Linked DNA regions of Mus musculus: regions 1 and 2 are each linked to region 3. The links are chromatin loops, found by intact Hi-C in ENCODE. Cell type or tissue: left cerebral cortex. All regions are shown on one strand.

What was found. Peaks named below come from ENCODE experiments on the same cell type or tissue, not always from the same donor. Only the 100,000 strongest peaks of a DNase experiment are listed, where the experiment ranks them.
Region 1: it touches region 3 in a loop (4-fold over the local background); 8 of 42 quality-filtered maps call a loop at or near these places.
Region 2: a loop joins it to region 3, with 3 times the contacts of the local background. A loop is called at or near these places in 2 of 42 quality-filtered maps.

What each region holds. Positions count from the first base shown.
Region 1 is chrX:51,493,315-51,501,314 of GRCm38, forward strand. All of the region lies in intron 2 of Hs6st2 (heparan sulfate 6-O-sulfotransferase 2), which reads right to left. Among named protein-coding and RNA genes, the nearest start is that of Hs6st2, 180 kb to the right of the region's middle. In left cerebral cortex, a CTCF peak has its summit at 4,719; a DNase peak (open chromatin) is centred at 4,836.
Region 2 is chrX:51,602,134-51,610,133 of GRCm38, forward strand. All of the region lies in intron 2 of Hs6st2 (heparan sulfate 6-O-sulfotransferase 2), which reads right to left. Among named protein-coding and RNA genes, the nearest start is that of Hs6st2, 75 kb to the right of the region's middle. In left cerebral cortex, no CTCF peak of the experiment used is centred here; a DNase peak (open chromatin) is centred at 4,445.
Region 3 is chrX:51,677,227-51,685,226 of GRCm38, forward strand. It overlaps Hs6st2 (heparan sulfate 6-O-sulfotransferase 2), which reads right to left and starts at 4,376. Exons shown (of 5, transcript NM_001077202.2): 1 at 3,949-4,376; 2 at 2,664-3,182. The coding sequence starts at 4,376. It overlaps Gm35727 (a long non-coding RNA gene), which reads left to right and starts at 4,531. Exons shown (of 3, transcript XR_391681.3): 1 at 4,531-4,651. In left cerebral cortex, CTCF peaks have their summits at 3,283 and 4,365; DNase peaks (open chromatin) are centred at 1,656, 2,532, 2,864, 3,201 and 2 more places; H3K4me3 peaks cover 2,786 bases; H3K27ac peaks cover 408 bases.

The DNA.
Region 1 (8,000 bases), 180 kb before region 3:
CCAGGGAAGGAGGCTTGTACGTGACCAGAATCATTACTGTTATGCCAAAGACAGTGCTATGGAGAGAGAAAGCAGATTTTACCTAGGTTTACAATCACTCTATTCAAGATATGTTACAGAACTTCTTGGAAAACAGGAATAAGAAGATTTAAATGTCCAGTAGTTACAAGAAAAGACTTTCATAAGATATCAAATGGCAAAAGGCAGCCTGTGGCAAGGACTCCATGCAGTTAGTCAGGCCTTTGCAGTCCATTCCATTGCTCAGATCTAAAGAGGCAAACAATCTGGAATAAGAGTGTGGAGCCTTCTTAGCAATGGTCATCAGACGTGAAAGAAGCTTATCTCAAGGCTCACTCTGAGTATGTTGTCCACATTGAAGTTCATATACTCTGGGGTTATTTGAGTTTGGGGTGAGAGGATCACTGAAAAGGAGCAGTTTGAATTGGAGACTAAGGGTCCTTAATTGGCAGGGAAAGCAAGGTAGAGAAGATGTGAGTTTATGGTACCAGAACTCAGCTAATTTGATGTTCTCTGCCTATGTATGGCAATCCTGAGGCCTAAAAGGGGGAGGTTCTGCTACATAGGGTCAAATAGTCCATACTGTGTGGGGAACTAATTATAAACATTTTAGATTGAGAATATGTTAGGATCTAAGAATACAAACAAAGTCAGCACAGAATGAAAGGCTCTAATGTGTAATTCTGTACCACACATTCACCTAAGACTGCTTTCTTTCTTTGTGATAAATTGAATGTTTTATTAAGTGGGGTGAAAGGAACTGAAGTTAGATGTTGAGTAACTAAGACGTAACTTATATATACAGTCCTCAATAAATAGCAATCATAGCCCTCTAGGCTGAAGAAATAGCTCAGCATTTAAGAGCACCAACTATTTCTAGACGTCTCCAGTTCTATTCCCAGTACCACATGGCAGCTCACAACCATGGGTAACTCCAGTTCCAGGGGATTCTATGACCTCTTCTGGTCTTTGGGGGCACTACAATGCATGCTGTACATATGAAGGCAAAACACGCATACACATAAAAATAAAATTTCACACAAGATGAAACAAAACTCCCACACAGCTCTAGGAGAAATAACACTTTTTAAAGACACAGAGTAACACCTTAGTGATGATGTCAGCACTAGGGAAGCAATGTAATTTTTCTTTCTAGCTATATAACTGAGGATGAAAATATTTTCATGATAAGAATCCATTCATTGTGTCCATTTCACTTCTTTGTGCTGGGGTTTTGTTTAGCATGAAACACAAAGATCTTGGGCATGCTGTCACATTAAGGAGAATATAGGTGGCATAGATTGAACTTGCTGAGTTTTTAAATAGCAAAATGAAGACAAAAATGCGGATGGGTAGGGAAAGAGGTTGTCAAATCTAGGAGGAGCTGGAAGTGAATATGGTCAAACTAGATTAAATGAAAATCTCAAAGAACTAACAAGAATCCTTTCATGGTAAGTAATTCATATTTACATATCCTAATATCTGCTAGAGAGCACTTTTGGCACTCTCAGGAAGAAATATCTATTGCCCTTATGAGAACTTACTAGCCCATGTTAAGGGTAATGGGAAAGCTGGATAGCATTTAGCCACTATGTGGTTGCAAGCATATATTAAACTCTATTTGTGACTTTTTTTCCATGTGATGCCCCCCCCACACCATTTAGCTGTTAGCCCTTACCCCACCATTTTAGCAGCATGGGGGAGAGAGAGAGAGAGAGAGAGAGAGAGAGAGAGAGAGAGAGAGAGAGAGAGAGAGAGAGAGAGAGAGTCTGGAACTGGGGTAGGAATCTAGCCTTTCTCAAGCTGATTCCATCTGTCATAATACATGTACCACCCCAACATCAATCATAGAATCCACCGATTGTTTTTCTGACTCATTTAACTGAATCCCTCTGGTCAGTGCTGGGAAAAGAGTCAAGCCTACAGAAGAGGTAATCGCAGCTGTTTGGCATTTCTCTGGCTAAAGTATAGTTTGATCTTCACAGGGTCAGTTGGAGGGAAGGCCCCAAATTCAGGACAGGCAAGTGCCAGCTTCAGCAGCCAGTAGATTAGGCATGGGAAGGCTATGCAAGCTTCCTGCTGAGTTGAGAGATCCGTTCCTGAAAGTAGGTGTGCCCTTGACCAGGGAAGGTGCCAGGCAAAGCCCAGTGTCCTCAGACCTATTGGCTGTGCTCTCACCTAGCCCTTGCAGCTAGGCCCGGGCAGGTTTCTGTGTTAGTCTTGGCAGCCTTTACCTACTAACCTTCCTTCACAGAACATGGTCTCTTGAGTGAGTCCCCAACTGTCCTTTCTGGCTCAGTCTTCTTTCTTTTCCAGTGGCTTTCTCTTGCTTCCTCAGCCAGGATTGAAAACTCTAGGCCTGCCCTGGCCTTTTTTACAGAGCCTGAGATGGGATGGAGAACGGGGGTCATATCTTTGGACAAGGACAACCCTCAGTGGACTGAATCTTGTCTTGTTTTACCTCACTCACAGACACCCTCCCAAGGTCAGACAAAATTATCTTCCTCCCTGTTGCTTCCTCTTGACGCTGACAAACCCAAATAGCTCTGGGACTAGACCTTGCAGTGGACATGTCCAAATGTGTTCCCTAGGTAGGCTGCAGAACTATGGGGGAAAGAATTGAGCAAGACTGCCGACAGCTCTAAGGGAAACTCTGCATTTTCATATCAACAGTTAATCTACTGTGTCACATCTCTTAGGAAACTAAAAGAAATGCAGCAACTGCTCTGACATTAAAGTCATGTTACAAAAACGATTTTGTAGAGCAAATAACTATCTTCTACTGGCTATTTTATGGCTTATTGAACAACCAGCAGTTTATGAAAACAACGTTTCCTAAATACAGTTGCAGGTTTCCAAGTGGAGGCTGGTGGGATTTGCAGTGCAGAGGATCAAATAATCAAATTCTTCATTCTTACTAGAACCATTGCCATATTTGCTCAGCCTCGGCCTCAACCTTACATCTGAGGCTGTCTTCCAGAGATCTAAATGTGCCAGAGGAAAGGACTAGAACTTCTGCAGGCTGGCATAAGGTCAATTAAAATGAGACCCTGGATACAGAGGCTACTCAGTCCAAACATCAGCCTGACCATGAAGGAACCTGGATTACAACTATGTAAGTAAGTGCTTCTCCTACAGATGAAGACCTTTACCATTGGAAGTCAAGTTAACTCAAGATTACCATCTGGAAAAAGCAGACAAATGCACTTGACCATCCAGGATTTTGAGAAACAAGAGTGTCTTATTGGAACTCTATAAATACAAACTAGTAGATTCTTGAAGGCTTATCATTATGGTTGGATGTCTGAAGAATTAGTTGCCAAAGACAGTGAGTTCCTTAAATACAGTATTTAAGAAAGGTTGTCTTAACATGTGTGCCAGGAAGATAGTGAGAAGATTTGAATTTCTGTGATGTAATCCACACTAGAGGTACTTGTGACTCCAGAATATAAGTTTTTCATATTTCCATTGGTGGCAACCAGTCACTTAAGTTTCTCTAGCATTTTTTTAGCCCAGTTTAAAATTTCTACCATTTTTTTCTGACTATGAAATTGAAAGTGAAGTTATAGGTGGGATGACCCTTGGTTACAACCCCAGCACTGCAATAATTATCTTAAAATATAAAAATATTACATACTTATTATAGAAAAATGAGACTGTAGAAAAGAATGAAATATTAGAATCACGAAGAATCCTCCATTTTAGAGGTGATTGCTATTTACATAATGTATCAATTCAGCCATTTTCTATGTATTTTACCCCCTTTTTTAAAAAGATATGGTCAGGTCTTTTTCTAGGAATTTTCAAACACACACACACACACACACACACACACACACACACACACACACACAGAGGGCAGGCAGACCGACAGACAGACAGACACCAATCCTTTCCCTAGAATTTTAAATCCTTAAGTATTCCCTAAGAACATGATTCTAGATAAAGACCTAAGCAATAAGGTAATCTATAATTATACTTTAACTTAGGTTGCACAATTGAAATTTTCCAAATTTGTGCTTTGATTCTATTGTTAAGGGATGCTTCAGTGCACAAAAGTGTCTGTATCTAAGAGCTTTTCTAAGAGATAATGTGTGCTAGCAAAGCTGCAAGGTCAAGGAACATACATATTTTTACTTTTCTTCATCACATTATTGAATATTCTCTCGAAAACGACTGAGTAATTTGTGGCTCTTGCTAATAATGCATGAAAGTATGCACTTAGCGAAACTCCTCTTCAGCCCTGGAAGTTTTACTCTGACATTTCTAAGGCACTGTCACGTGGAAAAACATTTTCCATTGTCAAATTTAACTTACAGTTCATTAATTATTAGTAAAGTTCATTTTTTTACCTGTTTGTACCTAATGTGTAGTGAGCTACTCTTGCATTAGCCTCTTTTAAGACACACAATGCATATGTAATCAGTTTGGAACTATCTTCCCCAAGGTGGGCAGCTGCATTTTCCCCCTCAGAAAACCACTCAGAGATAGGGGAGACGAGAACCAGGCTGGGGACTGGAACCCTACATTGTTTTCTATTTCCCTCCTTTACTTCTGCTCTGCTCCTAATGACAAGAAAAGACTAACCTCCAAGACAGAAGTGGGGAATGGATGGGCATGACCTTTAGAAAGGGGAAGGGGCTAGGGGAACAAACAAGCAACTATTTTTTTCTTTTTCTGGGAGCCATGCAATTCCCCATATGTACCACTGGATGGCAATCCTCCATTGGTTAGGCAAAGGCCTGTAACATTTCTAACAAGGCTAGGGAAACTGAGGAAGCAGTTGTAGAAATTGATACACAGGCAAAGAAAGGCAGTGAACAGCTAAATACGGGTAGCCTTTCAACTCCACTTGGGACCTGGATCACTAGTATGCAAAACAATGGTAAGACTATACATTATAGGCAATGATACATTATGGTAACCGGCCAAGGGGAATCAGAGATTGAGGAATATGTTTCTCCCTTTCCATCTGTTCCATTTGAGTATACTCTGATTTACTTCTTTATGCTTCAGAAAACACAATTACTTTGGGTGTGCTATTGTCAGTAAGTTCTGCAAGCTTCTTAGCCACCATGGAGTATGAAGTAGATTGGAGCGGTGGCTGCTGTACTGTAAGGACTCTGAATTGCCTAACCTTGGACAGCCGTGCTGGCAAAGCTGTTTGAGAAAGCAGGGACCAAGTTCCTGGGAGCAGAGAATCAATAGCAAATTCTCTTGCTGTATAAGGCTTGTTCTAATCTCAGAGCAAGCCTGGTATAGGAGAAACAGCACAGGTTTGATGGTATTTAGCTTGGGGTTCATTTCAGCTTGGATGTTTATAGGTGTGCAATCTTGGAAAAGCTACCTCACCTCTCTAAGCTGTGATGACTTCCCTGTGCAATGGAGGATGACAGTATCTACCTTGTGACATGCACGAAATATTATTAATAAGGGCTGGGGAGACGGCTCACTGGGTAAACTGCCTGCCATGTCAGTATCAGACCCGAGGTTTTGAAAGCACAGCACCCACATCTGAGGGCTCCAAGACAGGCACTCCACCCAGGCTGCCTGGTCAAATGAGGTGAGCTCTAAGAAAACCCATCACAGAAGTAGGTAGAAAGTATTTGAGGAAGACAACACCTTCGACCTCTTCCAGTCACATACATACAGATGAGCTCACACACGTATACATACAACCACCACACACATACAATTAGTAAAATGAACCTTTAAAAACAACCAAAAAATGACACGTTAGTCCATTTATTCAGCAGACCCTCTCGATGTTCCTAGAATAGCTAAAGCTCAAATCAGAATGACATTGAATTCAACCTCATTTGGAAAGTGAGACATGGAGCTAGGCACAAGTCAAAGGAGAAGTGGTAGAGGAAAACAACACCACCAACAAAACAGGTTCCAGATTCCAAAGTCATGAAGAAAGAAGCTACCAGTGTACCAATCCTCTACCACACAATGAGTCCATTACAGAACTCATTACATAAAGGACAAATAAGGATTATCCCAAATGTGGGTGAACCATTGTTACATATCCTTAGCATTTCCTCAACAATAGGGGCATACATGGGTTTGATTTGTTCTACTCATTCAAAACCTGACTCTTATTATTTTATTTTTATGAATCAATTGAAAAAAGAGTTATTTAGATAATTCATAAGTCATATATGGCTGTTTGGTATTAAATGGCATGTATAAATTTTTGAAGCCTAGACCATTATTTAAAAACACATACACCTGTTAAATCTCCCCCCCCCCCAATAATTCAAAAGTTCAGCACTTTAAAGTATTGTATATGGCCCTGTCTGGGCAAAACAATAACATCAGCAAAATGATACCAGAGGATGAGCAGTAATTGTTTAAAGGTCTGGGTTCAGCCTTTGGGGAAAAGCTAAGTAAAAATCAGACACATCAAATTTCACAAAGCTACAAAAAAGAAACAAGGAAAGAAACATCATGAAAATGAATAACAACCACTCATTGCCTAAGGAGAGACACAGCCAAAAGAATCAGAAAATCGTGAAACAAAGCCCGTGAGCAGCTGGAACCATTGGCCAAGCCAAACATGCTATCTGCTGTGGATGAAGGTCAAGGTGCAGACTGAGGTTCTAGAATATCAACTAGAGAAAGGGTGTGAGAGGCCGAGTTAACAGCAATCCATATACTACGCCCTTGGAATCTGGTGCACACGGGTGGGTTCTACTCATGAACGGGAGCTCAGTTTCAGCAACAGGGTGATGAATGTCTAGAGCTGTGTAGAAAAGGCAGAGTTCCAGGTCATGCGTGCATTTGGTATCTCACGTTCTCAACAGGAACAAATGGCAAACCAAAACTACCTTGTCAAGAGTGAAGAAAACACACATTGTCCCATGACTGAAGAAGGAGAGCAATATCTTAGTAACTATAATGATCTTAGTCATGACTAACAGATAACACTTATTTGACTGATTCTATGCATTGTGCTAAATACATCAACCAAATCTTCAGCTATGACAATATGAAAAATAGGGTCCTACCATGATTTGAAGCTAACTTGCCCAAGACATCTATCAAGGCCACCTGACACTCAATGTCTTCATACAAATCAGGTTCCACTGCTTGGGCTAGTTTCATCTCACTAATGGCAAAGCAGATGCTTTGCTGTCAGTTGGTTACCAGGCATAGTAACTGTGCTGTGTTTTCATCCTTGCTGACAGACTCCACTAGCCTTCTCAGCCATACAAACTATCATTCCTTCAGTTATTGGCTGAGTTGTTTTCACTTCATTGGCCTATTTGACTGCACAGAATCATAGAAAGGGTGTCTTGGGGTTATGAAATCAAAGTGCCCACCCCCTGAAGGGATCACTGGGAAAACCTAGTGTTCAAAAACTCTAACGTCAAAGAGCCGTTTCCACAATGTACCTACCATTTGATTCAGAACAAGGGAATCAAAGCATGGAGGTCACTTATCAAAGACATACCATTCACAGATAGTTATAAACATTTTCTAGAAAAACAGCTCTGACCATTGTTTCTGGAATCATTCACTTAAAGTATATGTGATATTCTGTAACTGTAATGAATAGCACTGTATGCTGAAGGAAGTCAAAGAAAAACTCATTAGTGTCTGCTGACTATGAAACACATGTCAGGAAAAGAGCTACTTCATCCAGATACTTCCTATCCACATGTTTGATATGGACTCACACTGAAATCCGATAGAAGCAGCTCTCTAAATGACCTCTCTCAGAATCTGGGTCCCAAACCATCCATCACAGAGCTAGGAGAGATTGTAAGAGATATAGTTCAAAAGGACACTGGCATTTAGAGGACCTTATAACAAACAGAACAAGGGTTGTGGGGTGCTTGTCTAGAATGCATGAGGCCTTGTGTTGGACTCCTGAGCACAACATACACTAAGCCAGGTGTGATGTTGGTGCCTGTAATCTGTGTACTCAGAAAGTGGAGACAGGAGGATAGAGAGACGAGTTCACAATCAGCCTG
Region 2 (8,000 bases), 75 kb before region 3:
CTTTCTAGTTCCATCCATTTGCCTGCTAATTTCATGAAGTCATTTTTTTTCATAGCTGAGTAGTACTCCATTGTGTATATATACCACATTTACTGTATCCATTCTTCTGTTGAGGGTCATATGGGTTATTTCCAGCTTCTGGTTTTTATAAATAAGTCTGCTATAATCATGGTGGAGCATGTGTCCTTGTTACATATTGGAACATATTTGGGGTAGATGCCCAGTAGTGGTATAGCTGGGTCTTCAGACAGAACTATTTCCAATTTTCTGAGGAACTGCCAAACTGATTTCCAAAGTGGTTTTACCAGCTTGCAATCCTACCAGCAATGGAGGAGTGTTCTTTCTCCACACCCTCACCAGCATCTGCTGTCACCTGTGTTTTTGTTCTTAGCCATTCTATTTGGTATGAAGTTGAATCTCAGGGTCATTTTGATTTGCATTTCCCTGATGTCTAAAGATATTGAACATTAATTTAGGTGTTTCTCAGACAACTCATTGCATTTGTTTAAAGTTACACTTTTGAAAAATAAGGATCAGGTGCTACTGCCAATAAAGAAGCTTCTCTCAAAGGCTAATTACTATTACTAAGCTAATATACCTACAGGAAAGCTAACTAGCACCCTGCCAGTAATCAGGTAAGATAGATAGATGATAGATAGATAGATAGATAGATAGATAGATAGATAGATAGAAGATACAGATGATAGATAGATAGATAGATAGATAGATAGATAGAAGATAGATATAAAAGATAGATAGATAGATAGATAGATAGATAGATAGATAGATAGATAGATAGATAGATAGATAGAATGCAAAAGCAGTTCACTAGAGCTATTGTTGGGAAGTCATTATAAAAGAAAAACGATATCTCCCAAATAAACACTCAGGCTACGTTAAATCACTTACCAAATTGTTTGGAAATGAAATTATCTTGGAGAGAATATTTACTATAAGCAGTCAAGATTTAAATAAATAAAATTAGAGGAGAAAAAAAAAAGAGAGCCAATTTCCTTGTGAGGATCCATCATGGTTAAACAGGCAATCTCCTTCAGCTCAAGAAGCCAAGGCTGTAACTCTGGGAGCTGCTCTCAGGACAGAGGTCTAAAGGAAGTAAACAAAAGCAGGCTGCAATGGTAGGAGAGGAAAATTCTCTAGTCATACTTGAGAAACTGAATAAAGTTTCACTGTGAGCCGGGCACTCAAAGTAGAACTAAAATAGGCACTGTCTTTAGCCTAATTAAATCCTTAAGTCAAATAAGGAAAAACATTGCTCTGGACAATGTGAGCATGAAGATACCAAAAATTGACCTATAGCCAAAAGGACATTGTTATTTTCTGTATAATGGTAAATATTTGGAATTTGGGGGAAATAGACTATCATGAACGTATGGGTGATTAAGGAAAAATAATGGGAAAGAAAGATGGGAATATTTATGAAACCTTCTGTGTACACTGGAGGCCACATTTACCTCCCTTAAAGAAGGCAGAATGCTTGAGGTCACACATAGTCACTAAGTGGCTGATCTTGACATGAATAGAAAGAAAGACTCATGAAGACAACAAACTTTGTCTGGTTTGGAACTTAGAATGGAGACTTAAACATGATGGAGGCTCAAACAATATTTAATGAAGGAAGAAAGGATGGAGAAGAAGGAAGAACAAAGCAATTTAATATTAAAATATGTATGTGACACCCTGTGTGGAATTCTAAGGGGGAAAACTATGGCACGGCACCTGGCCCCAGGATCTTACAATCTATTCAAGGGAAACATAGAGTGCATATAAAAAGGTGACTCACAACCAAATGTCAGACCTTGAATCAAGCCAAACCAGTGATGTGAATGTCAACCTTGAAAGGTGTTTAATAAAGAAGGACATCACAATGAAGTGCAGAAGACAGAGAATTTTTGATGGTGAAATGAGAAGTAGTTATGGCTCGTGAAGACAATAATGTGGCTGGAATCCTAAGCCCGTGATTTCCTAGTGTAACAGTGTCACTGTTTATAATGCTGATGAATATTCATTCATGATTTTTATACTGCTTCCAGTTTGCACTATCTCCTCAGTGACAAGCCATGATGGGAAGCTGATCACCATTTAAGAAAAATCATCTAAAAAATGAGAAAATGACTCTGCACTACCCACAAGGTTATCTATGTTCAAGAAATTGATAGTGCTGGTATGTGTGGTGCTAGCATATAATAGAAAAGATGCAGGATTCCCACACAAATGTTAAGAAACCTTAGGATTTGGGGAGACAGTCCAGTCATTAAAGCTCTTGCCTTGTAACCATGAGAACCTAAGTGTGATTCTCAAAAACCACATAAAGAAGCAGAGCATGCTGCACCATTTGCAATCCCAGCATCCCTAAGTAAGAACGGACTAGACCTCAGTGAGTCACTGGCTTGACAGCATAGCTTATTGGCAAGCACCATTCCAGTGAGAGCTATTGTCTCAAACCAATAAGGTGGGCATTTCCTGAGAAACTACATGCAACGTTGACTTCTGCCCTCCAAACACACACACACACACACAGACACAGACACAGACACAGACACACACACACACACACACACACACACCATTCACACATGCACAAAAACATGTGCATTGGATTTTCAGGGGTATGAGAGGAACTACACCCAGGAGTGTAGAGATGATGGAGAGGAACTAATCCTGAGCTCAGCTTTTCTCTTCCTTGGCCTGTAGCAATTCACTTGATAAGAGGCCCTTCTCTCCTGGAATAGCTATGGCTAACCATGGTACACGTGGTGGTCTTTATAGGAACCACTGAAAAGTAGCATCCCAGGCATCCCTTCCTCCAGGATAGCATGGACCAATTCCAAAACAGAATGTACTTCAGCTCCTCCTCTTTTCCTCTGTCAGGTGCCTTTACAGAGTGTATAACCTTCACACCCGTGTATGTTCATCTTGGAAATAGCCTATTCTATCTTTGACCTGCTATATTAAATGCCACTTCCTTTCATAGATTGCCAGTCCACTGCCTGGTTACATTTGTTTCATTCAATCATGTAAGAAATACCTAAGTCTCTCCACAGAGCCAGTCCACATACATATGCATATACAGCTTCAGCTTCGGTCTTTTTTCTCCATTAATTTATTTACTAACTTCACAGTTTGATTGCAGTCCCTCCTCCCCGTCCCACACTCATACATCCCCTCCTCCCATCTCTCATCACCTTCTCCTCTGAGAAGGAGGCTCGCCCTGGTTACTAACCCACCCTGGCACCTCAAGTCACTGCAGAACTAGGCATATCCTCTCCTACTGAGGCCTAATAAGGCAGTCCAAATATTAGACAGAACTTAGGAAGTCTCGTGGAAGAATTGAGAGAAGGACTGAAGGACCCTGGTAGAGGAGGTTCAGAACTCCACAGGAAGCCCAACAGAGTCAACTAGCCTGGACCCTGGGGACTCACAGAGACTGAGGCACCAATCAAAGAGCATACACAAGATGCATCTACGACCCTGCACATATGTAGCAGATGTACAACATCACTCTTTTTAATCAAACCACCACATGTAAATATCTATTTCCTTAGAAAGCAGACCAAACCACCCCAAAGCCACACAGCAGAACTGCACTGTCACAGAAAGTACACTTGAGACACAAATGCTACATAGAGATCAGGATCATAAAAAACTTCCCAACACTTTAATGCATCCTAATAAAACATGATAGATGTGTGGGAAGACCCAACATCACCATGTATGTATAAGAGACTTGGGGACCTGAAAGAGCCAGAATCATGACAAATTTATCAACATCACTGCTATCTCCACACATAAGACACTCAGCAACATAAAAGAGCCCCCAGTAAGAACAAAGAAGAAATGGAGGATAGGAGGAACAGTATGAGGAAATGACAGTGAAATGAAACTGTGAAGAACTCCCGGGATGCCAGCTCTATTAACAATGTGAACTGCTTAGGTAACTAAAGAAAAGGGCAGGCAAAGAGAAGGAAAGAAAGGAAGGGAGATTTAGAGGCTATTCAATGAAGAATCAAGAAGTGGCAATAACTACCAATATGAAATACCTCAGGACACCTGGGAGTTCGTTTTTTAAAAAGGAAGAGAAAGGTAGCTGCTATCGGGAAGCAATTCTTACAACTCTGGCTGCCTGTTTTGGATGTCAGAGTCCATTCATGAATACAAGCTGATGGCAAACCCAATGCCTCTCAATTCATTCTGAATTTACCATAGTCATTGAAAATAGCAGCTGTCCCAGAGCATATGTGTGTGGTGTGGAAGGATATGGATAGCTGGTTTTGCTCCCTAAGGGAAATCCACGTTCAACGTGGTCTGCAAATTTCGGCTGAAAAGATGTTCTCCTTGGTAATGGGACTATCTGAGCTCATGAGCGACATATTGTCAGTCTGTAGCTGATTTGTTTTATAGTGCCTCAGTTGGTCATTTTCCAAGTCCAGCGCATTTGGATTTTCTTCTGGTATTCCATGTTCATAATATGCAGTTTAATTTTCCACAACCCATTCTACCAGATGGCCTCCTCTTTCAATCCCACCACCTTTGTGAAATCTGCCCACACATTCTTTATACATCCTTTCTTCTGCCAACCATCCCAGAATATATCTCCTCACAGAAAGCAGTACTCTCTTGTGCTGATTATGTTCCACTGAAGACTGGATCTTTTTAATCACAGGCTGCTCATCAAAATGAGAAATAGATGTCTGAAAAGGAGAAATGGGGTGGTGGTGGGGGGGGAAGCTTCCAATAAGAAATGATGCTGTATGAATGAAGCCTATTTCCGTGACTGCTTGTCTATGTTTTCATTTCTATTTTGTCTCTTTCAGAAAACAGGACCAAGGTAAATAAAAGAAATCCCAAGATGCTAATATACCAGATGTTTTCACTTTTCGGAGTTCCCTCTCTATCTAGACTCGTGTGTGTGTGTGTGTGTGTGTGTGTGTGTGTGTGTGTGTGTGTGTGCGTGTGTGTGTGTGTCTTTTGACAAGTTTGAAATTTCAGCCTGGATACAAATCTGTACCTTGTTATATTTCATTTACCATGATAAACATTTTCTAGGCCTTCACAGTGTTCATAATTATCAATTTAACAGAGATCTAATATACTGCAGAAAGTGTTGTTGGGGGTGTGTGACTATGGATTTAAACACACTCACTACCCATGACTTGGTATTTAGTTTCATTTTCTTTCCTTTTGTAGGATCACATTATATATTAAGATCATCATATGTTCAATGTATAGCTGTTTCTATATTTAAAAACTCCAGTGAAGGCAGTGCATTTTTCCATAGGATTGTTTACATAGGGGATAGTTTCAGGAGGAATTAGTATATTGATTCCTGGTGGCTTCAGATTTGCTTCTAAATCAGAGCAGTTCCAGCTGCCATGAGCATCATAGGAATCTGCTAGCTTGACCATTTGTCTCCAACACGGATGATTAAAAATTTCTTTAAAACTGGCTGATTCAAATGGTACAAGATATTCTCCTATCAGCACTTAATTTGTAGGCTTTAGAAAGCGTCTGTTCTCCATACACGTATTCATTAGTCTTAGCTCTTGTGTGAATTGTCTGTTCACCTTCTTTTCCACTAACTACTGGATATCTAGCTTGAGATGTTTCATGAGCCTAATTATCATCCACTTCTTCCTTACTTATTTATCTAATATCCTCCAAATCTATTTCTAAAGAATTATTTATTTATTTAATATACATGAGTACACCTTTGCACTCTTCAGACACACCAGAAGAAGGCATCAGATCCCATTACAGATGGTTGTGAGCCACCGTGTAGTTGCTGGGAATTGAACTCAGGACCTCTGGAAAAGCAGGCAGTGAGCTATCTCTCCAGCCCAAAGTACAAGTTTTTAAAGTGAGTACTGAAGTAGTTACTAGTAAAAAGCCAAATGATCTACATCAAAGAATCATATTTGTGCTACACAGCAAGAAACTTGTGACTGAGGATGTGACTTAGTCAATAGAGTACCTTAGTAGGCACAAAGCTCTGAGTTCAATTTGCAAAACTATATACATTGGGGGTGGTGGCTCACACCTATAAGCCCAACACAGGGGAGGTAAATGATGGAGAACCAGGGGCTCAAAATTATCTGTAGATGTACAGATTCCTTCTTCGAGTCCTTAGGAATGAAGACAAAGAACTAGACGGCAGAGTTCCATAGCTAAGTCATGTGAATGTCCAGACATTTTCAACCTTGTTCATTCCCTCTGTAATCTCTCAGTCCTGCACTAGGCCAATAAAACACATTAGGAGGCAAAAAAGGTTAGAGAAAGAGAGAGAGAGAGAGAGAGAGAGACAGAGACACAGAGATAGGGAGAGAGACACAGATAAAGGACAGAGACAGAGAGACAGAGAAATAAACAGAATCAGAGATACACAGAGAGAGACAAACACAGAGAGAGGGGGGGAAAAGAAACAGAAAGAAAGCAGAAGCTTGGATACTGTTAAACACTGAAACACTGTATGTGAATTTTTTTTAATGAGGTGTCTGGTGACAAGTGTATGTGAGGTACTAATCTGTGTTTTACAGTCTTCCTGCTGTACAAAAGCCAAGAGCTAGGGCTGGTTGCTCAGGACCAGTCTCCTCTGTCTGCTGGAGATGAGCTGCTTCTTTCCATTCCCACTCAGCATCTCTCCCAGGAAGAACAAGAAGCAAACCTTATTTTGCGAGCCTGACAATGGGAAGATTTGGGTCCTCACTCATGCATCTATTTTAATATTGTGTTATTCCAGAGTTCTCATTCACAGCTATTTCCCCATGCCCTCAGACCTCCGGTTATGAAAAGATATTAAAATACCAACATCTGGCTTGAGAAATAGATGCCTCTGTGGCAAGCTTGATTAAATTGCATTTGCCTCAAGCATTCATTCATACTTATGGAAACTATACTCTCAGCAGTATATACACATAAATGAAATATGTACTTCCCTACTTTTAAGAAAGTTGCAATTTAGTGGGTCTGGGTAATTTTTTTAATCACTGAATAGCAACACAGACTTAGTTTTAAAGTATGATTCTTGACTATAGTAGGAAATGAATGAGTAAATGAATGACTCTAACAACATGACTCTAATGCATCAATTAATCAAGCAAAGGACTGGGTTAAGAAGAGAAGTGGTATGTATCCATGTTCCCACTGAGTTACCCCTCAAAACGTTTTAAAAGACTCAGGAGCATCAGTCTTCTCAATGGTCAGAAACGAGAGCTTGGAGTAGTACTGGCTGGCACAAAAGTAAAATTGTAAATAGTTCTTAATGCAGACCGCTGTGAGACAAAAGTCAAAGTTTCAGAGTTGTAAGATATTGTCTTTGTGCATTTTCCATTCTTCTACAACTCTCCTAAGAGTAGCTATGCATCTAAGAGTGCTTCTTTCTCAGGCAGCCAAGGGCTATGCACACTGCCCTCTGAGAGGCCTTTTGGTATCACTGAAACTTCAAACTTGCCCTAGATCAGAGAGAGCACTTTCCCAGCACTTGCGCTTAGACCAGGAGGATTGTCTGTGTTCTTTTAAATAAATAAGCAGGTACATTTTTCCTAGAACTGGTCCCATAAGATGGAAGGATCTGAATCAATAAGTAGAACTCACAACAGAGTTTTATTGCTATTGGAAACGTTTTCCTTAGGGTACAAGGCAAGCTGAAACTGGGAATAGAAAAGGGAAATATCATTAAACACATCACATACACACATTCTCTCTCTCTCTCTCTCTCTCTCTCTCTCTCTCTCTCTCTCTCTCTCTCTCTCTCTGTCTGTCTGTCTTACACACGTGTACGCACACACACACACACACTCCTCTATCCAGGGCCAGTAAGACATCAGAATGTATAAAGTTACCTTCCACCAAGGCTGATGGCATGAGTCTTATCCTTAGAATGTAATTGAGTGTGGAAGAAAACGAAATTTATAGGTTGTCCTCTGATCTCCATGCACGTGTCATGGCATGCATGCACAACACACACGGATTCACACATAATAAAT
Region 3 (8,000 bases):
CCAGCCATTCCTCTAAAGCTACAAGTGTAAAATGGCTGATAACAGTAATAATGGAGGTGAGAACAATTCCCACTAACATTTATCATCACTAGTAGGAAATACCTCATTGTGTTTGGGTAAAACTACTCATCAAGGTAGAGTCACTATACCAAAGACGAAGGAGCCAGACAGAAATGGAGTCAGATTTCTGCTGTGTCACTAAAGACCTCAATGACCTTGGAAACGTCATTCAGCCTCTTTGCATGTCACTCATTGTCTTCTGATAAAAAGGGAATATTCTTGTCCTGTCTGCCATTCTCCAAAAGATAGTACACATTCCCGGAGGAATAACAAGACACTATGAAAACTCATTACAAAATAGAATGTTCTCTCCACATAGACTGCACTACTAGGGATTTAGAGGTTTATTCTGTAGTCCTGAGACGAGTATGTCTACAAACCGCTAGCTGTGCAGTTGCGTCGACTACTAAATTTTCATCTCCCATGTACAAGCACACATGATGCATACACGTTGTCAGTACTGTCATCCTGCAAGCAGGGATCTCTCAATAGCCTGGAAAAGTCTGGATCCTTTAGGCAATCACTGATAATTCTGGAGATAGGCAGAAAGGAGTGAACTAATAAAGAGGTGATATTGTATTTCTCTAGGAAATTTTATTTCATTTTCATAAATACCGTACAATCAACTGACTTTTCCAAACGTGGTTCTTCTTTGATTAGACTAGATGGCACTATGATATCACCCTTTTAATGCCTGAGAAAACTATATTGTATTACAAACAATTTTGCTTCAACTGAATAGATAATTCAGACCACATTAAGAGTCTATTTGCAGATATCACACCCTGACCTACATGTTCAAAGGAACTGGTATAGGCACACATGTCATATACAATGCTAGACACAGCTATGGCTTCGACAGCAGTTAAGACTTCTAATCTCCACCACCACTACCCCCACTGTTGTAGGTGTGGAAGTCTACTTTCGCCCTAAACATTGTTTGTGATCACAATTCTTCAGTACACCTACAAGCTAGCTAGCATAAGAGATCATTTACAGTACTGCCAGATCTGAAGGGGACTTTCTTAAACAGCACAATGCTGTTGTGACGACTTAACCCAATTCTTGCCATGAACTGACACTCAGCCTTTCTGTCTGTGGCCAAGGATCTCTTGTGATAGGAAAACAAACCTGTTAGTGTAGAAAGAAAAATGAAAGTTCAAAGGATTCAGCCAGGACTCCGGCCTTTGAGAAAGGCCACTGTAAACTGGTGTGACCAGAAAACCAGGGGCTCCCTTTGCTAAAGCTAGATAGAAGAAATCATCGTACCTACAGTTCATCCTTTACAGCTACCTGTAAAACATCACTTCAGCTAGGAAGTGAGGTGAGCATAGGCTGTGTAAGGCAGGAGGGGTCCAAGTGAACAAAAGCAGCAGTGGCAGCAGAACCTTTGAGAGCCCAAGAAGTCACCAAAATGGACAGAGCAAGACACTATGGTGATTGCTCACCAGAAGACCCCAATTTCACTCCCTGCAAGTAACTCAGCTAGACTCCCTGCCCTGGTCCAGATTTGTTTTCAAGGGCTCTGCAAAACAATAGCTCTGGCTGGATTGATTTCACTCCAAAGCAGCTCCTTTTGTCCACTTCACAGTACCCCATGACCTCCAGGAACTGCCATAACAGCTAAACCGAAGAAAATGCCTCCTCACTGGCTACAGATTATCCACAAACCAGTTTTTTCTATTTCATTCATTCCCTGTTGGCAAGAACCTGAGCTGACCATGGATGCTGAGGCTCCTGGATTTCTGAGCCTCAGAACAAGCTCCTAGCACTCCTATGACTCCTGAGCCCTATGCAGGGTCCAGAGCTACTTTCCTGGTCACCGAGCAGGCCAAGTGCGTCCTTATATTCGAAAAGTATGATGGACACTTCAAGTGTGGGCAACGGTAAGGGGCACAAGATGAGAGCCAGGAGCTCTCCCTGAGCGTCCCCAAACAGTGGCAGAATGACATCTGCTCTCCAGAGAAAAGTGGGGCCTGGAGGTAGGGAGGTGATAGAAGTCAGGGAAAGAAGAAAGAGAAAGGTGAGAAAGAGAGAGAGAAGAAAAGGGGAAAGGGGAACAGCAGATAGAAAGAGAAAGACCAGGAAAAAGGAAGGAAGAAGTAACCAACAGCAGACAAGATGGGCAGAGAATTTCCCACTAGAGAAAGCCAGAAACTAAAAGGGAGGGGAGGGGGAATGCTGGACGGGAATGGAAGGAGAACAAGCCTGGTCTTTGGGACCAGGTGCAGAAGGGAGGAGAGGATAAGGAGGATGGGCCTGAGAATCTGCATGCAGAGCACGGTTCTTTAGGACTTTCTAGTGCTCAGAGTGTAGTGTCCAGTCCTTGCGGCTGCTGGGCGACTTTCCAGGCAGCCAGGCCGCTTTCCCCACACTCACTCAGCAAGCAGGCTAACCTTCTGATGGGCAGACCGGCTGTCCTGGGCTGCAGCCCAGATGCTTCCTGACAGAGCAACTAAGATAGGCTCTAGTGTCTACCCAGCAGGGACTGGGCGCCAAGGTGTACACGGGGACCCACAGCAACTACAGAAACAGCCTTTCCCGCCCCTGGTTCACTGTGGCCCAGGTCCGTGACCACCCTTAAGGGACTCACTGAGACTCACCTGGAAGGTCTCAGCCTGGCGTCGCGCTTGCCATCCACCACCGCCGGCACGCAGCTGGTGAGCTCGGTCCAGTCGGCATGCAGCCCGCAGCTCCAGCCGGTGGAGAACCTGGAGAAGAGCCAGGTCTCCCTCTTACCCGGCCGGTGGCAAGTGCATTTCTTCTGCCCCACGCGGCACTCACATGGCTGCTCCAGCTGGATGTTGCGCACCAGGTGACGGCCAAAAGTGGTGCCCCCAGTCTTCTGGATGTGCAGGAACACGATCAGGTCATCGCCCTTGATGTCGAAGTCTACCTTGCGCAGGAGATCGCCGCGGCTGAAATTGTAGCGGGGTACAAACCTGGCCGAACTCTCATCCTCCGAGCGGTACGGATCCGGCACCGGGGAGCTGAACGCCTGCAGGCGGAGGAGCTGGCATTCTGTGCCGGGGCACACGTATTGGAGGACGATCACCGCAAATAGGAAGAGCATCACCAAAGCCAGCAGCAGCTTGTTAGATTTCTCATCCATGTTCCCGACGCTGGGGGAAACCCAAGCTCGTTACGTCAATCCCGCAGCTTGGCCCGTGCTCGCCTCGCTCCCGCACCGCCCCCTCCCCGTGGCGCCACCGTTGCGCCCCTTTCCCCTCCCGTCCGTACCGAGTACTCCACCACGGCGGCGGCGGCGCCCTTCCCCGCTTCCTTCCTTCCCGGCAGGCTCAGCGCTGTGGCTTCTGCCGCACACCCCCCCTCACCCCGACTCCATCCCGCTGGCCGTTGGCCCCCTCCCCCGCGGAAAAACCCCGACCCACTCCGCGGCCGCAGGATCCCTCCGGTCCTGGTCTCTCTACTCCCTAACTCACGCCACCCCTCTTCAGGCGCTGGGTGCTTCCCGCTCTCCTCTCTCGAGCTCCCATCCCCATCCCGTTGGCCCGCGGGACTCTCTGGGGCCCCGGACCCCATTTCCCTCCTTGTGCGCGAGCTGCTGACCCTAAACCCGGGCTCCCTTGGCGCGCGTCCCGTTGCTCACCGGGTGGCCTCTAGAAGTGAGCTGGGGCTTCGGGGTTCCCCAGGGGGAGAAGGAAGGAGCCCGCGGGCTGCCTGACTTTGCAAGCAGAGGCAGCGCAGCCCTTTCCCGCGGAACAGCGGTCAGTTGCGCGCTCAACCCGTCTCGAGTCCCCCAGCCCCGCCACCACCGGCACCCTGGAACTTTGAGCCTTGCCCTCGCTCCCAACTGCCTTCCCTCCTCCCGCCGCCCGGGCTCACCCTGGACCCGGAGCGAAAGCCCCACGTTCGCTCACCACGTACCTGGCCAAGGGACCGAAAATCTTGGAGAAGATCGCACTGAGCACGTGCTTGAGCGAGTGGCCCACGGCTGCCAGGCCCCGAGTGAGCAGGGCCCGGCAGAGGGAGCCCAGGTCCCAGCGTCGCCTGAGGTCGTGCATCCGCCTGCGGCGGCCTCGAGGCAGCAGCGCGAAGAGCGGGGCGCGCAAGGCTCCCGCCAAGGAAGAAAATGCCTTTGGGGGCTTGTCCTGGAGCGGCGGGGAGTTGAATCCGAGAGACACACCCCTAGGAGGGCCGGCGCGGACTGAGGCGGCAACAGACCCGGGCCGGCTTGCTGCCAATTCGGCCTCTACTCTGGAATGCCGGCGGGGACAGGTGGTGCGGGCGGGCGCTCCTTGCTCCGGTTGCAGTGGCGGCCCGAGCGCCCGGGCTGCAAACGCAGGCAGTGCCATTCCCCCCTTCAGGCAACTCAGGGTACTAAGGATCAGGAGCGAGCCTGAATTTATATAATAATGCCTCGCGCCCAAGAGCCCCAGCCACTTCACAAGCAAAAGACCTGGGTTTTCTCCTGTGTTGGAGAACGGAGGTCACTCCAGAGAGCGCATCACTCCACTTTGGCTCATAATTTCAGCCTCCCTTAAAATAGCAAAGGCGCAAATTGGACCCTTTCCCTCTCTCTTTGCCAATTTCCATTCTGCAACGGAAGAGGGGGGTATTTTCTGAAAAGGTAAGTCAGCATGGCAATAAAGCATGACTAAAAAACCTTACACGGGGGATTTTTGAGCATTTTCAAAGCACTCTCACTCTAATTCCTGTCCCCTTATGAATCTCATGCACCAAGCCCACCGCCCTCAGAAAGATTTCACTCACTCACTACCGTTGATTGAATGGATGGATGTCTAACTACACACCACATCAGAGTCAGACCATCTTGCTCAAGGTGTTGTGGCATATGAAGAATCTGAAGCCCAGAGAGAATTAGATATGCACCCAAGGTCACACAGCACAGAACCGGGATTTATTCTCAGAAAACCAAGCACGATCCAACCTTTTAGTTTTTTCATAATTAGAACATGTCTCTAAATAAATATGTATGGGTTTATTATCAAGCCCAGTTGTCCAAGGGCTCTTTTCATCTGGGAAAACAGGGCTGCAGAGATTTAAGAAGGGATATTCCTTCAGAACAAGGCCCCTGGCAAGCTGGGTCGCAGACATTTCCTAGCTAATGAATGGGGGAATGTGCAGTGCATGAAGACACTGGAGTTTCCATTACTGAACATGCACTCCCAGCCTAACTGATGCACAAGATGTGTGGGTTAGCAGCAATGTTTCAAAGTAGTAGCACCGGTGGTGGTGGCCACTGGAAAAGGATGCTGTAAGCTGAGTGCTAGCTAGTATAGGGGTGTTTCTCTCCAGAACATTATCTCCCTTGCACAGTGGAGCAGCATGCAAAGCCTGATTCAGGAGCCCTTGGGATTATTCCACTTGCTTACAGAAACTATGGCAAAATAATTTGCCCTTCCTGAGGCTCAATTTCCTCTTCTGTCACATAAGACTAATAGTAATGCCTCCATTTTAACCAATTAGGCTAGTGTGAGGATAAAATGTAGAAACCTTTAGGCAACTCAAAATACTAGGTGATGTTTATCTGCAATGCTTCTTGCCTAGGTGTACCAAATGAGTGTGAGGCTAGTTAAAGAAGGGTTCTTGTCAGGCCATTTTTTTTTAACTGTCACCTAGCCCTTCTACTCAGAATCCCCAGTCCTAGCTGTACTTACCCATGCCCCAGGGAATCTACAGGGACACTAAAGGATTCTTTGTCTAGCTGCTGCAGGTGTCAATACTAGGTGTCAACACAATCTTTTGGAAATACTCCATTCATGGCATCCCTGCATCTCTGGCCCTGATCTCTAGGAGCAAAGTTGTACAAAGGAACTGGATGCTGCAGTACACAAAATAGACCTTGGCTCCCCAGAAAGCTCCCCTGAGTCTGTGGAATAGGCCCTACTCCCCGCTGGGGGCAGGTAAGGATGTAAGCCCTGAAGCAACAGGGATCACCATTTCCATGGCCACCCACACAGTGGCCTCTTTGGTTGACACAGTAGGTAGCTATCCTCCTCAAGGACAGCACATAGAAGGTTCCTCCAGTCACGTTATCAGCATTATAATGGCATTCAGTAGATCCTTAAGAAAATACTTTGTGAAACTGGTGGTTCACACATTCAAGCCCACAGGTACTAATTATGGAATTTCTATTTAAGAAGGATTAATGGGATTGGAATATGGGAAAGGAAATTACCTTGGGTTGAAGGTAGATGAAGGTGGTGAGCAGCACCAGGGAAAACCAGGATTTTCCCAAAAAAGAAACCTGTGCAGAGATGTAAACACACACACACACACACACACACACACACACACACACACACAGGCAAATAGGGAAAGGGTTAGTCAGGTTTATCTCTGCAGAGCCAAAGGAAGAAAACTGCAGTTTCTGAGATACAGTACTCTGCTAACACATTATTAATGTGAATATATACAACAGCTCAGTGAAGTAGACTTCCATATACACACCATTTCTTGACCCTCCCCCCTTCATGTTTGTGAGACAAAAAAAAAAAAAAAAAATCATGGGGGCCAGCAGATGGTTCAGCACCTGCTGCCAAGCCTGACTATCTGAGTTCAATCCCTTAGACCCACATGGTGAAAGGAGAGAACCAATTATCTCAAGTTGCCATCTGACCTCCACAGGAACAGAAATGCTCTCGTGCATGCGTGTGCACACACACACACACACACACACACACACACACACACACACCTCTAAATAATAAAATACTGATAGCAAAAAATAAATCTCAAAATGTTGGTTGCTTTGAGATACATTCTATGTAGTCCTGGAAGACTTAGAACATGCTGTGTCGACCAGATTGAACTTGAACTCACAGAAATCCTGCTGCTTCTGCCTGTTGAATGATGGGATAAAGAGCCTGAGTCCCTGAATCTAGCTCATAATGTTTTAAGCAAATTTATCATTTTTTCTTGGACCACATTCACAGCTATTCTCAGCAAGCTGGCTGCAGACTGCAGGTTGGACACACAAGAGTGTTTCTTCCAGAGAGATATTGAGATGGGAGGTGAAGTGCAAAAGAGCAGGCTGAATTGTAAAGTCTTTGGCTTTCTATCTCCTTGGAGGAACTTTAGTTGCAGTAGGTATAAGCATGTAGGTTTCAGTACTTGGAAGGTAAGGAGGACATTGCAGTCTGAGCAGAGCCTCTGATTAATTCCAAAATGTGGTGAGGTTTTCAGTATTTTTCACAGAACTGTCCTTCAATGATTTTCAACAAAAGGTTGATGATTCAGAGAGCACAAAGGTCAGTCTGGCTTGTATAGTAAGTGGAGTGTGAGAAGCCCTGCATCTGGGTGCTTGAGACTGAGAGGACAACAGGCGGCTCTGGCAAGAGTCCTTTGTTATAAGCATGAATCTGAATCCAGAGGGCACCCACTGAAATGGCCAGGTTCTTTTGTCACAGAACAAAGAAGTGAAGTAGGGACGCGTGGATTGTGATAGAAATAGTTGCAGTCCATTAAGAAAGACAATGGTGCTCTTGAGAATGGGTGAGATCCCAGGCTCAAAAATCCCATCTCCCCACAATGACCCTTTCTAGGTCACTGCTGCTTTCTCCCACACTTGCAGATTGCTTGCATTTCCCTGGGATGCTCTGCTTGGTTACAGACAGCCCAGGTGGGGAGAGGTTAGGGTCCTTCAGTCACTTGACTGCTTTCATATGCTAATCCTGATGTCTTTCTCTCTGCCCTAGTTTCTGAGCACACCTTGACTAGGATGCTAAGAACACCTAGTAGGCCAGGGAAACCACTTCCTTGCTGGGCTTCTTTTGTCCCCTTTGTGTAGGACAGCAAGGTTAATGAGATTCAAAGAGAACTTTTTTTGATCTGATAATGCCAAGACCAAAGTTACTTGTCTGCTTCAAGAGCCAAAATGCCACAGGCAGTGGGAGAAAGTTTGGATTCCTGGTCCTCAAAATGAAATTCTATAGCATTCTGTGGCATTAGCGACA